2 separate regions of the Homo sapiens genome follow, and region 2 is linked to region 1. The links are chromatin contacts, found by Hi-C or POLR2A ChIA-PET in ENCODE. All regions are on one chromosome and are shown on one strand. Each heading gives the region's core, a stretch centred on a gene start or an enhancer-like site at or near the end of the contact. The rest is flanking DNA. Distances are from core to core; before and after follow the strand shown. Region 1 overlaps JAZF1 (JAZF zinc finger 1). Region 2 overlaps JAZF1 (JAZF zinc finger 1).

Region 1 (6,304 bases), core at 678-3,177:
ATTTCTCCAACTCCATATAAAGAAAAAAACAAGCTATTAACCACTTGCAGAACAACAACAAAAAATGCATTGGGTTTCCTGCAATTAAGCTGCAATGTTTTACAGTGCAATTTTATTTATAACTGAAAAAGAGTAAATAAGTAAATATATAAAACGTCGAACAGACCCCTCCCGCCAAAGGCTTTTTCTGCAAATTAACTTAGCAGTAATAAAACCTGTGCCAGCTGGAATCCTTCCCCTGTGCTCTGTGGCAAGGGCAGCCCACGCGGGTATACGGCTGAGAAAAAACACAGTAGGGCATTTTCTACCTTCAGCCAGGGGATGTTAACTCAACTTTGGCAAGTGTTTAAAGATTTCTCTCTCCACATGTTCAAGAAAGAATTAAAAACAGTTGAACTGGGGAAAATGAACATCTGTTACTTACTTACACTCACAACCACAATGAAAAACATTCACAATTAAAGCGATTTTGCTTCCCTGCTAGTTGCAGCTGTAATCTTGGGTTAAAAATATAAATGCGGAGGCTCCTTATTGTCTTTGGGGCTTTCTTCTTCAGGCTGCTTGTAAAAAAGGTAGTTTACTTGGGTTCGATTTTTTTTTTCCCATTGGAATAACAATATCAGGAAACAGGTCTGCATAAAAAGATAGGGGATGGCAACAAAAAGTACCTACGCAACGGAGCCTTGTTTTATGAAGCTATGAACCAGTAGTCAATAAGTGTTTTATATTTGGGAGTTAAATACACTTTACAGCTGTGTAAAAAACCAGAGCCATTTTGGGCCAAACATAAACATTCCAGCGTCTACAAAGTTTACTTATATTAAGCGACGGGGTAGGTTTCTATCAACTGGGAGGGATTTGTGCGTTATGCATGACAGCACTGAAAAGCTTCCACATCAAGTCATTTCCCGTCCAACATGCAGAAATTTCATCAAGAAAATCAAATCTATTTCCGACAAGGTCTTCATACTTCCACCCAGGCTAATGAAATAACCTCCTAACTGATATGCCAGGATCTAGTCTCTTGGCCCTCCAATCCATCCTCTTTCTGGCTGCCACATTCAACCTTCCTCCAAATAGCTGCAATCCATATCGCTCTTCTTTGATTGCATTAGTTACTTTGCTTATTAAAAGTGGCTCCACTGCCAACTCTATTAAACACAAATTCCTTAGCGTGGCATTTAAGGTCCTTATATCTATGCATATGCTTCCCGAACCCAACACACCAGTTCACTGGTGTGGAATGGGTCCCCAACCATCCCCTGGCTGGCTGTCTAGGTTTTTCTGGCTTGAAATACACAACACTCAGCCCACCCTCTACCCTTTCCTGCACTCATTCTTGAAAACCTCTCAAATGCTACTTTCCCCCGGTCATTGTTAACTGAATTGTTGCCAGTAGATGTGCCTACTACCCCTTTTAACCATGATAGCGGTTCACTGAAGGCACTGAGGTTGAGTCTCCTAGGAGCTTTATTTACACCTTGTCTTCCTCTGTGACTTCACTGCCATCTCTCTGAGCGTGGCTCATCTTTGCATCCCCTCCAGCACTCAGTGCTGGGTCTTCGAGGAACAGCCATTAGAGCCAGTTGCCTGTCTCTCTTCTAGAGAGTTGGTGGAACATTTCCTGACTCCACTCTGATATGCTGCTGAGAAGGTAGACTGAGACACTCTGATGCAATTATTATATGGACTAAAAACATCAGACTTCCACCAGGATCATGTATAATTCAGTCAAACAGATTTGCCAGGCGTGGGTTCTAATTGGAATGGCAATCATAAGCAGTCTTTCTCCTTGGTCAGGCCAAGAAGGAATTAATTTGTAACTCATTAACATTTATTTGGAGGAATCTTAAACCATGGTGGGAATGAGTTCATCTCCAGCTGGGCGCAGGGCCTTGCTGCTGAAGGTCCAAGGTCACTGCCCAGGAAGGCTGGCTCAGCCTTGGAATGTGTCCATGGGCTCGTGCCAGCCCTGGCCCTGATCCCACACCACAGAACCCATGTGGCTGAAGGAGCTGAGGCTGGGAAAATCCCCAGGGAGGGGGCAGAAGACTGTTACGTCCTTAGCAGAACATGAGGCTTTTTCTGAGGTTCTGGAAAATAAGTCTGGACAGTTTTCTTTCAAAGTGGTATGGTTCAGCACACCTCTGCCCTCCTTTGCCACCCCCTCAGGAACAAAAACCAGAAGTGCAGAGGGAGCTGTCATGTTATTCCTGGCCCAACGAGAGCAGGAAGTGCCATAAATCTCTCAAGACAGCCTAGGCTCATGGGATTTCCAGAACCAATCTGTCGATTTATGAGAATCAGATCATTCAGACAGACATCCGAACCTTAGATCCTTATGAAAAAACATTAACATACAGGACATTCCTGTCACTTAGGAAAACATTATTCTTTCAAAGTTCCTCCCATAGAACACATCTAACATCTAGGAGAAAAGAGCAAAGAAGCATGGCCTGAATCAGGCCAACCACTGAACCTTTAATCGAGATCCTTATCTGGGGAAATCGCTAGCAGCCTGCTGGACAATGATCAATGAGGGCTGGCTTGGCGTGGCACTGCCTTGGGCCCTGGGTGGGAAGGCTGGTCAATAGCCTTTGGGATCATCAAGCCTGGCCCCAGAAAACAGAAAACAAAGCAGTGGCTTGCAAACACTACCTACAGATGATGTTGGACCGGCAGTGCTGGAGCGCCGGGAGCTGCAGAAAAGACCCGAGGTCCAGGCTCTATCCCTTGGAATTTGACTTGCTAGATTTGGGGTAGGTCCCAGAGAGCCGTATTTTGAAGGTCACTGGGAAAAGCTTGGGAACTATTGAAATACCATATATTGTGACAGAGGCGGTCAGTGATTTAAGACCATGTCTTGATTCTAAAAGATAGTCCTTGACTGTAGGCTGCCCCTGAAAACCTGCTTGTCTCCCATCCGTGCAAGAAATGGCCCAGCCTCCACTCGGCTGCCTGGGAGTCTTTCTCTCTCGCTTTCTCTTCCAGCCTCATCCAACTCCCATCGGCTCTACTCCAAAACATTCCGAGTTCATCCGCACTTCCCTGCTCTGTGATCCTCGTCCCAGCCTTACATCACTTTCCTCTTTCCTCGGCACAGCTGGAATAGAGTCCCTCTTTTAGCCATTTTTACAGCCCCAATCCCAGCAGTCATTGGTCAGTCAGAATAACCTTTTAAAAATGTGAAGCAAACCATGACATTCCCCTGTTTAAAACCCTCCCTTAACTTCCCCTCAACGTAGCAAAAAGTGCCAACTCCTGTCATCTGGGCATGTTTCCCCCACCCCACCCACCAGACCTAGCTAGCCTCACACTCCTGTTTTTTCTCTTCATCTAAGAGGTACTCATCCTTAAAGCTCAGACTGGGCATCATTGCTTCCAAGAGGTCTCCTGACTCTTCATCCAAGTCTGGGCTAGGCAGGTGCCTGCCCTGCATGGGCTCTGAGCTCGTCCCTATCAGAGAACTGTCCACCCCATGTGAATCTTACCATCTGTCTCCCCACTAGTCTCTGGGATACTGGGGTTATGTCTTTTATCTCTGTACATTCATTAGGTACACAGTAAGCACTCAGATGTTTGTTCAGTATATTAACCAGACCTATCCTAGTTATACCTGGAAAACTAGTAATTATCCTAGGAGCTAAAATGAATGTTATGGAAGGACACACAAAGGAATCACATTTCCTATATTTCCAGTCATTCCTAAGTCCTCAGAGGCAGCAGAGGAGAGCACTCAGGAGTCTGCTTTGCAGCAAGGCAGCCCTGGGTTAAGATCCAGGCACCAAAACTTCCTAGCAGTGTGGCCTGGGGCATGTTACCTAATGTCTCTTACCTTCTGGTCTACATTTGCATAGAAAATGGGTGTGTGAATGACCTGGTTAGCCAAGTGCCCAGTACATCCTGGGTGTCCCCGCATGGTAACTCACAGCGTTGTTCTTACTCCTTTAGGGGGCTAACCCTCTAATGCCTCTGGCCAAGGTGGGGTGGAAGGGACAGAGGGTCTCTCTTCAACCTGCTTCCAGAACTGTTTTATCTAATACAGCATAATTCCTGATTTGTTTTCCTCTTTAGGTAATCTTGATTTTTGGTATTTCTGAAAAGTCAACTCTACTGGACTCTAGAATAGCTTTGGTCATCTGTTTCCACCTTGACTCTTGGGAGAGCATCTGATAGGACCTCGAGGGGCATACCATCCCTTTCTGCCCTTCTCCCTCCAGAGTGCACGTTTCCATTTTCCAGTCCCATTAACACCACCGTTATCACAACTGCTAGGATTTTGCTAAGTACTTAAAGCAGAAAGAGGCCTGGATTAGAATTCTGAATCCTTTTAATCTCTCTCTAGGTAAGTTTTGCCAGCCTAGTTTCTTAAAATGTCAAGTATTAAACTGCTTTTATCTCACTAATTAATAATTAGCTTTGGCAAGCAAGAAAGTAAAAGGCATGGCTGGATCTTTCTCAAAAATAAGATCCCGGATAGCAGACTAGGTATAAAACGCAAGGTGATGGCAAGATCATTTGGATTCAAATAAAGCAGAAATCATGAGCTGAGTGTCCTTCCTCAGAGGATGGAACTGGGCGGGAGAGTTTCCATTACTCTCCCTGGAGAGAGGTCTGTGCACTGGTGGGTTTCCACAATGAGCGCTCTATACTTGAATGCCCTTAAAGACTAGAGGCAGTCTTTTCTATTGCTGCTTTGTAGCTTGGAAATCCCAGCTAGAGATGACTTTATGGGGTTGTATGGTCTAGACAAGAGGGTTACTCTTTGGTGAAATTGCTCCTTGGGGAGGTTACTGTGAAAAATTCCCATACAACTAATTAGCATTCAGAAGGGCAGGCTACCGAGAGGGCGCTAGACTTTGGCAGAGGCCGCTGCTGGAAAGCCAGCATCCCCAGCTTTATCACCGACCACGTTTATTTTCTTCCGTCAAAGCAAGGACAGGAAAGGGGAACGAGAGAGCTAGCGAAAAACACAACTCGAGGTAATGGTGGAGAACAAAAAATGAAGCCTGCCCATGGCTCCGAATGAGAGGTCAAGCCTTCTCTGAGAAATATGGAAATACCAAACTTTTTTTTGTTGTATATTTTCTACATAAAACATTTTCAGCTTTCTCAGCAGCTTCAGATCTTTGGAAGCGAACATGGAAAGGTATAACGGTCTGAACGGGGTATGGGGTAAAATGCTCCCCCAAATGTCAGCAAGTCATAGTTTTAAAACCCAGAGGAACTCACAACTATTTTCACCTCAGGTTTTACAGGGCCAATAGAGGTAGGTGGTTGTATGTGTTCCTTCAATATGGGGAAGAAATAACTTTCACCTACCCTAGGACTGAGCCAAGAGAAAACACCTGTCTAGAAAGCCTTGGGTTCTGGTCAGCTGACAAGTGGCCTCTGTGCAGGGATGTCAGCCTGTGCTCCCGAGTCTCATATCCAAATGCAAAACCCATTCTGGCAAGTCAGCATCTTCTCCAAGAAGCCCTTGGAGACCAGCCCTGCGCAGTGGCTTTCCTTGCCATACGTGCTCTCAGATGATCTCACACTTACACAGACGTGGTTTTTTCACGTCTACGTTATTTGTGGGGATGCAGTTTCTTCTTCCTGTTGAGTTCATCAGGGTGTGGCACCTTCTCCACCTGCATTTCACCCTGATGGCCCTATGATTGTCTTGCACACTAAGTGCTTCACACCTAAGATGGAATAACTTAAGTATGCAAAGGGGGACCATCTACAAAAGAAGCCATATTTTAAAAAAGCATTTTTCTTCCTCTCTGTGGTTATGCTCCAGACATGGACTCTGTATGCATTCTGTTGATGCCGAGTCTGCAAGTGTTCCAGGGTCTGCAGGCCCAGAGGGAATTATATAGCTATGGCTCGATGGGGTCTCAGGAGTGAACTACGAACATGATGCAGTGTGATTATGGAAACACACTTGCTGTTTTGTAGTGGCTGGAATGTGACTGAGAGGAATAAGCACTACAGTGGGAATCAAGAAGCTTGGACTGTGGTACTGTTTTATGCAATTTAGCTACATGTCCTTGACTCTACACTTATGAAGAGATGAGCCTAGATCACTTGTAGCCTTCCAAATTTTTTGACCATGATCCATTGAAAAATATATTTTACATTACAACTCAGAAAACATCTAACACACACACACACACCCCATTTCCCCAGGTAATACTTATCCTTATGGAGTGTGAAACACTCTATTTTCTGTTTTTTTCTTGTCTTTCTAAAATGCTGGTTATATCTTACCAATTAATTTCATGACCCATCAATGAGATGTGACTTCAGTTTGAAAAAA
Region 2 (6,655 bases), core at 2,398-4,897, 40 kb before region 1:
CATTCACTATACACAGTATAACAAAATATTCCCATCCTTACCTGTTTAGTAATACTGTCACAATGAATAAGTAAATAGAAATTGGAATTTATCTTTGAAAGCATTGAAAGAAATTTAACATGCACAATGACTATTTTATGACTGTTTAGCTGTTGAACTACTGATCCAGCCTGCAGTTTCTTGCACTAGAAAGAGCGAAGCTAAATAATAATTGCTGGCCTAAAAAATTTTTTTTGGTCAATTGTAGGTAGATATGAAATAGCCAAGTGGGGCCTTCTTATGCACCAACTAGTTGCGTCTCATGTCTGGATCACCCTTTTAAACATAGGATAACACTGTATATTCAGGACCAAGACCATACTTCAGATCTGAGGAAATTTTTAGAGGGCAGTGTTTTTATAAATACTTTGAATCCCTCATAATGAAGGATTTTAGAACTTATGAATATAGAGGTTTACTCATCTAACAAACAGAACTGTCATCCTTTCAAAATGTCTGAAAATTGAGGAGGGACCCCTGCTTCCCAGTTATATGTGATGTAAGACTTTTCATCAAATGGGAACATGGGAAGAAACTTTATAAGCAATTTGAGTTTGTTTTATGGGCAGTTAGCTATCTCAAAGCATTTTTTATTGCATTATTAGGCAACTGGTAAACTCTCGTGTTTAAGGAATAGCACTTGGGAGAAAAGAACACTCAAGGCATGATGGTACTGTCGGTGAGGAAAAACTTAAGGAATGGTCCAGATGTAGATTACTCTAATAGGTCGTATTAGTCATGCTTTTCTTTGACCACCTGCTGCAAGAAGCACTTAATTGTCAATAAGGCTCATTTTCCTATTTCAGCAAAGTGTTTGTTTTATAAAGCTAAACAGACATTTCCAATGAGAATGCAGACCTCTCTACAATGTGATGAGAAAAGTACCTTTTAAAAAAAGTAAAAAATGAGCATGAAGAAGAGGCAATAGGGGTCTTAACAAAAGTGTTCATCTTTGAAACGTGCTTAGAATTTTAGTTCTGATTTGCAACCCACAGGTTTGGTAGGGCAGTGGTTGCAAGAATTGGCAACACATAAACATTAAATTGTTGGCAATAGAGAACTACAAAGTGCTTTAAAACTTCATCTGAAGATGAAGATATAACTAAACTTCACACACACACACTTTGCACTGAAGTATTTCAAAGTCTTTTCTAACAGATTTCAGGGAAAAAAGTATTTCACTAAATGGGTATCTTGGTCCGCAGATATCAATAGGCATAAATTGAATCCCTTGTACCCAGCAGGCACTCAATCAATGTGTGTTAAATGAATGAACGAACTGAATAGACTATTTTGTACAAAATGCCATTTATAACACTAAAATGACTAGTAAGTCAGATGGCAAGATTTTCAGCTTTTTAAAGGGCAAAAGGATTTGCAAGATAATATAAAACACAGAAAGCACACCTTTACGTATGTTATTTAAATATGAAAATATTTTTAGCATATTATGTTAAACATTCTTTCTTATTTATATTTCCATTACCTAAAGTCTTTCTACTCACAAATACTAACTCCATTATGTAAGGCATGGTAACCAGTTTGATAATGAAGGTATTATTTTGGTTTTGAACATATGTGAGTTGATGTGTTGAAAACTTCAATCACATTACAATCTTGAAAAAAAAATCTCAGTGCCAGCCCCTCCTCCCCCCAGGTTGATACCACCGCAATACAATTCAACAATATGCAACATGCCCTCAATTTTATTTTGTTTTGGGGGAAATGTGCTGAAGAACCTAGAGCTTTTTTTGTTTAGCACCTTATATCAAAGTAATGAAAATGGGTATGATGATTACATGTGCAAATGTACAAAATCATTAACTCTACAAAGATACATCATTCCAAAATTACAGAAAAAATTTAAAGCATGCATTTAATTCTTTTTCTTTAAAGGGTTGCTGAATGCTTCCCCTGAAAAAAGGTGGCTGTTTTCAAAATCAGCAACTGCTGGTGAGGATTTCTTGGCACAGTTATGACCAGCATGTTATTGCTGCATCTTCCTGATAATCTCAGCCGACACCGGGGGATGGAAATTGATTGTGTGGTGCCGCAGGCCCTGAGCTGTCTTGTAACTCTTCCCACAGCGACACTTGAATGGTTTGCGGACACGAATCTGTGTTCTGTGACCATTCTTAGCGTGATACTTTATGCCATTCACATTCTGTGGAGAAGACAAAAATATTTATTACATGGATTCACAGGATACCTGTCAAACTTCGGAAACCTCAATTTGGGTCTGGATTGCAGTTCCTGGATGGCAGCTGTTTAGAGTGTAGTCTTTTGCAAGGACTCCAGTTGGGACCCTTCAAGGACATTCTGGTGTGTCGGTCATGGGCTGTACGGATGGTCACACACACAGCTGACTCAAAATTTCAGATGTGCCTCAATTACTCTGAAAATGAAAGTACTGATTTCTTCCAATTTTATATAAAATATATATTTAGGACTTACAGACTGTATAAAGAAAATCCTCTGAATCTTTTCCACTCTAAAGAAAGTTAACAGTGAACAATCCTACACAAATATCCTCAGCATGACCAACAAAATATCTTTCTAAAGAAAAACATCAGGGCATATCCCAAAAGTTTAACATATAGAAATTTTTGATTTGGAAACTCAATTTACAGCTTGCTTCTAGATAACTGTGTTAACAGTTCCCTACCATGCCTTAACCAGAGTTTTTGTCAGTTTTCTGCTCTGCACTAAGCCAGTATCTCTGATGCCACTGTGGGAGCTACTTGTTGCCCAAATCTTGTCCCCGCCGTACAGTTGTACATGTTTAATAAGCACCTGTAGTCAGACTAGTCCTTACCTTAAGTATTACATTCCAAACATACAATGAACTTTAAAAATTTAAGGTTATATAATGTTAGTCACTAAGATTGGACTTCTTAGCATCTGGATACTAAAGTTATCAAAATGCTTTCTAAATTTCTGTTTGTCGGTTTTGCTAGTTCACCAGCATATTCTATGTAAGATTCCGTATTCTATGTAAGAGTCACTCTCTACAGTTTTAACCACCAGTAATCCTCATCCCAATTAAATGGTGAGGAAATGGGCTTGAGGGTAGTAAGTAACTGGTGGAAGATCTAAGAAGGGACGGCGGACGTGTGGTATTTGAGATAGGTCTTAATTTCCAAGTCAGCAATTGCCAGATTAGAGAGTAAGGGAACACAGAAGAGACAGCCTGAAACAAAAAGCACAGATTTTAGGAGAGTGAGCTGTTTCCTAAAATATTACCTAAATCCAGTCCTGCTAGAGCCAGTCCCTTGCCCAACTGAAGGATTCCAACACAAATTGTTCCCACTCTTCATGGGATGCCTTCAAAGAGCTCCCAGAAAACAGCTCCCTGCTGTTGTCTCATGAATACCTAGCACAGTGCCTGGCACATTGTCGATGCTAAGTCTTTGTGAGTGAATGAAGTTACAACAGCACTTCCCAAGTTCACGCCTCACTAGTCTGGAAGAAGGGTTGCTACTAAATATAAACGTGGTGGTGATTACTACACTAGAGATGTGCAGTACACATGAATGCTTTTTTAAAAGTCCTTGGAAGAGAACTCTGCTGGACTTTGTTGAACCCAGGGGTGCCAAGTAGCAGCTGGCTATGCTCAGAGTCTGAAGGTTGTCCAGTGATTTGAAGCAGAAGGACAAACACTCTCCCCTGAACACCTGGCTCCAGGCCTTCTGCACCTCAGCCCTGTCCTTCCAGCATCAATCCTTTCAAACATAAGGTACTTCAGTCTTGTTAAGAGGCATGTTGGGGGTTTCAGAGCCTACTGGGGCAGGAAAGGGGAGGGTAGTGGTGGTGGTAGAATCAGACCCACTGAAATGTTAGATGGGTAGATATGCCCTGCCAGTCCCTGGCGGTTCCATCCCCTCCGAGGCCCAGGCACATGAGTGAAGAGGCCAACGTGTGTATCCAGCCCAAGTGAGCCTTCAGATGATTCTAGCCCCAACTGGTGTCTTAGAGCAACTGCATGAGACCCCAGGCGAGAACCACCTTGTTGAACCAGGCAGCCCAGAGAACTGTAAAAGATAATTGTTTTAAGCCATGTATTGTGTGTGTGAGAGAGACAGAAAGAGAGTGAATGTTAGTTTTATGACCATTAGATAAAGACTTTCAACTTTAATATGGTGGAAAGTATCCTGGGTTACAAATGCTAGAAATGTGCACCTGCCTGCTTAGTAATATCCCATGTATAGCTCAACGAATATTGAGCACCTAGCAGGGTCCTTTTCCGTGGATGAAGGGCTACTAAAATATTTCATGTCCTTGTTTTCATGGGGAACTTGATGCAGGACAGCTCATTAATAATCCAGCTACCTCTGTGCCCCAAAACCATTCAAACCTTGTCAGAAAATAGAGGAAACCAAAAATAGAAAAGCATTAACCAAGAAACAAAAAGGCACAGCAACTCTTAACAGTATCAGGGCTTAGCCATTCCATTGAGGGCTGAGGTTTTTATAACTAATTAGGCTAAAAAAAAGATTTAAGACCAGAAATTGCTAAAGCCATAAAAGCCAGTCCAATGTGAAGCCAGATCTGTCGTTCACCAAGAGAAGGACAAGCCAGGGCTGAGGGGATTCCGGCAGGCGCTGTGGCCCATTCACAGCTTGAATGTAAACATTATGTTGTGTGTCTGGCATGAGACTGTGAAGAAAACAGCCAACACCACACACACATCAGCTTTATGACTCTGGAAAAATCAGGAAGCACATTTAGAAACATAAAGTATTTCCAGGGTTGGTCAGAGAACCTGCTGTGCCATCACTCCTTTGTCTTTGCTGCTGTGATTAAAAAATGTTGACAAGCGTCAGTGGGTTGCCCTTATCGCAAATGTTAGTACAAGGTCAAGTGAGACTCTATTAAGACATTTCCTCCATCCAGCCATTCAGTTACAGGCCGCGGGAACGTCCTCTTTACAAGACCAGAGGAGCTCTGAAAAGATCCACCAAAGTTTATTTCATCAGTCCTGAAACAAATTTGATCTTTCAGAAATATTAGTAAAAAAAAATAAATAATGGCCGGAAACCTGAAATGCTGAAATTGCTGAAATTCTTTGGTCTTTGAAAAAAATGGAATCAAGCTTCAAAAGGGCAAGGAAAGTTGCTAACATTTATTAAGAGCTTACCATACTGGGTACTTGATGTCAATTGCCTTATTTAATACTCATGTTCTGGATGAGAGAATTGACTCCTAGAGAAGGTGAGTGACTTGGCCAAGATCACATGGCTGGTAAATTACAGAACTGGAATAGGAACCCAGGGATGTCCAATCCATAGTCCATATTTCCTCATTTAGTCTCCTAATGTGCTAGGTACTCGTTAATTAGAACAACCAGCTAGTGGTCTTTGAAAAATCTTACCAGTTGGGAGGAAGGATTGGGATAATAGTCTGGAGAAAACTGTCTTTGAGTTTTCTCAAAGTGATGCTCTGACATCAAGCTAGTAAGGGAAGAAAGTGGGAAGGTAGGAGGTAGAAAGGAGAACTTAGGTGGGGGGGGTTCCACCATTAGGAACTACCTGTCCCCTCTGATGGAATTAGGCCAGTCAATAGACAGCAGGCGACTTAAAGGCTTTTCTAAAAAGTCTACTCCAAATCAAATCATGAGGCCTGAAGTCCAGATGCTGAGCTGGGCCATCCTGTCCTTACCTGTATGGGATCTTTGTTGTCAGTACTCAGGCCTTCATGTGTACAACATGTGACGCTTGCCCTAGATAAGCCCAGTGGTCAATTTCCCAGGGCCTGGATGTTGTACACAGCGGAGAAGATGAAGTTGCTTGGGGATTTGATGAGGAAGAAGAGTAAGAAAACAAATTGGGGATGGTAGTAGTGGTAATGGTGGGGGTTAAAAGTGAAACCACTTGCAGCAGTGTGGACACCTCACCAGCCCCAGAAAGCAGGAGGCTGAGGTGCACGCAGTTCCCTACTGGCCACTGCACAGCAGCACACACTGTGTCCAGCAAGTTGGGTGGGGTCTTCAGGAAAAAAAGAATTGCCTCTTCCCTCAGTCATTTAAATAACATGTTCAGTTAGACAATTACAGAAATTCAGAAAACACAGAAGAGGATAAAAAAGAACAGACACTATCACTGTTAATATTTGAGGTATTTCTTTTCACTATTTTTTCATACACACACACACACTCTCTCTCTCAATACCTTTTTTCCACTCAATGTTACTTTGTGAGCACTCCCTCATCATTAAATGTTTCTCAGTGTTTGAAAATGGGACACTGTATCTGGATCTGTCTCTGTTGCTGAAACAATCAATGTACCTCTCTGCAGCAGAGGACTCCAGAGGAACTTTGGGGGGCGGGGTATTGTTCTGTGTAACATTTCTTAAAACAAAACAAAACAAAAAAACTTTAAAAATGCCTTAATCCTCACCATTCTAACATAAAAATTATCAAAGGTTAAGCACTTCAACCCATCTTTTAAACCTATCTGCATTATAAGGAAGGGAAGTCCTCTCTGTTCCCTGAATTCAGGCGAGCATGAGCAGGGCAAGGGTGGTGGGCTCAGTGGTTGTGGCCTGGAACGCCTCTGGGAAGGATACAAAGGAAAAGAATCCTCCCATGGCTTTGGGGCTCAGTGGGGAGCCCACATTT

Evidence for each region. A loop is a pair of places that touch in the nucleus more often than their neighbours do. ChIA-PET counts read pairs that join two places held with the same protein, here RNA polymerase II (POLR2A). Pooled maps may share reads with other maps.
Region 2: a map of endothelial cell of umbilical vein shows a loop between it and region 1 (3-fold over the local background). The contact joins two enhancer-like sites. A Hi-C loop is called at or near these places in 1 of 168 maps with a recorded cell type or tissue (endothelial cell of umbilical vein), 1 of 37 single-sample maps with no recorded cell type and 1 of 50 pooled maps. POLR2A ChIA-PET finds 5 or more read pairs at or near these places in 3 of 52 experiments (BJ, Panc1 and naive thymus-derived CD4-positive, alpha-beta T cell).

Annotation. Positions count from the first base shown.
Region 1 is chr7:27,872,229-27,878,532 of GRCh38, forward strand. All of the region lies in intron 3 of JAZF1 (JAZF zinc finger 1), which reads right to left. Among named protein-coding and RNA genes, the nearest start is that of TAX1BP1-AS1, 130 kb to the left of the region's middle. Within about 2 kb of position 1,928, at least 12 of the 41 ENCODE cell types and tissues checked have a DNase peak (open chromatin) inside an H3K27ac peak, as active enhancers do; they include endothelial cell of umbilical vein, where a contact is called at or near this core.
Region 2 is chr7:27,830,774-27,837,428 of GRCh38, forward strand. It overlaps JAZF1 (JAZF zinc finger 1), which reads right to left. Exons shown (of 5, transcript NM_175061.4): 5 at 1-2,203. The coding sequence ends at 2,027. Among named protein-coding and RNA genes, the nearest start is that of TAX1BP1-AS1, 93 kb to the left of the region's middle. Within about 2 kb of position 3,648, at least 5 of the 41 ENCODE cell types and tissues checked have a DNase peak (open chromatin) inside an H3K27ac peak, as active enhancers do; they include endothelial cell of umbilical vein, where a contact is called at or near this core.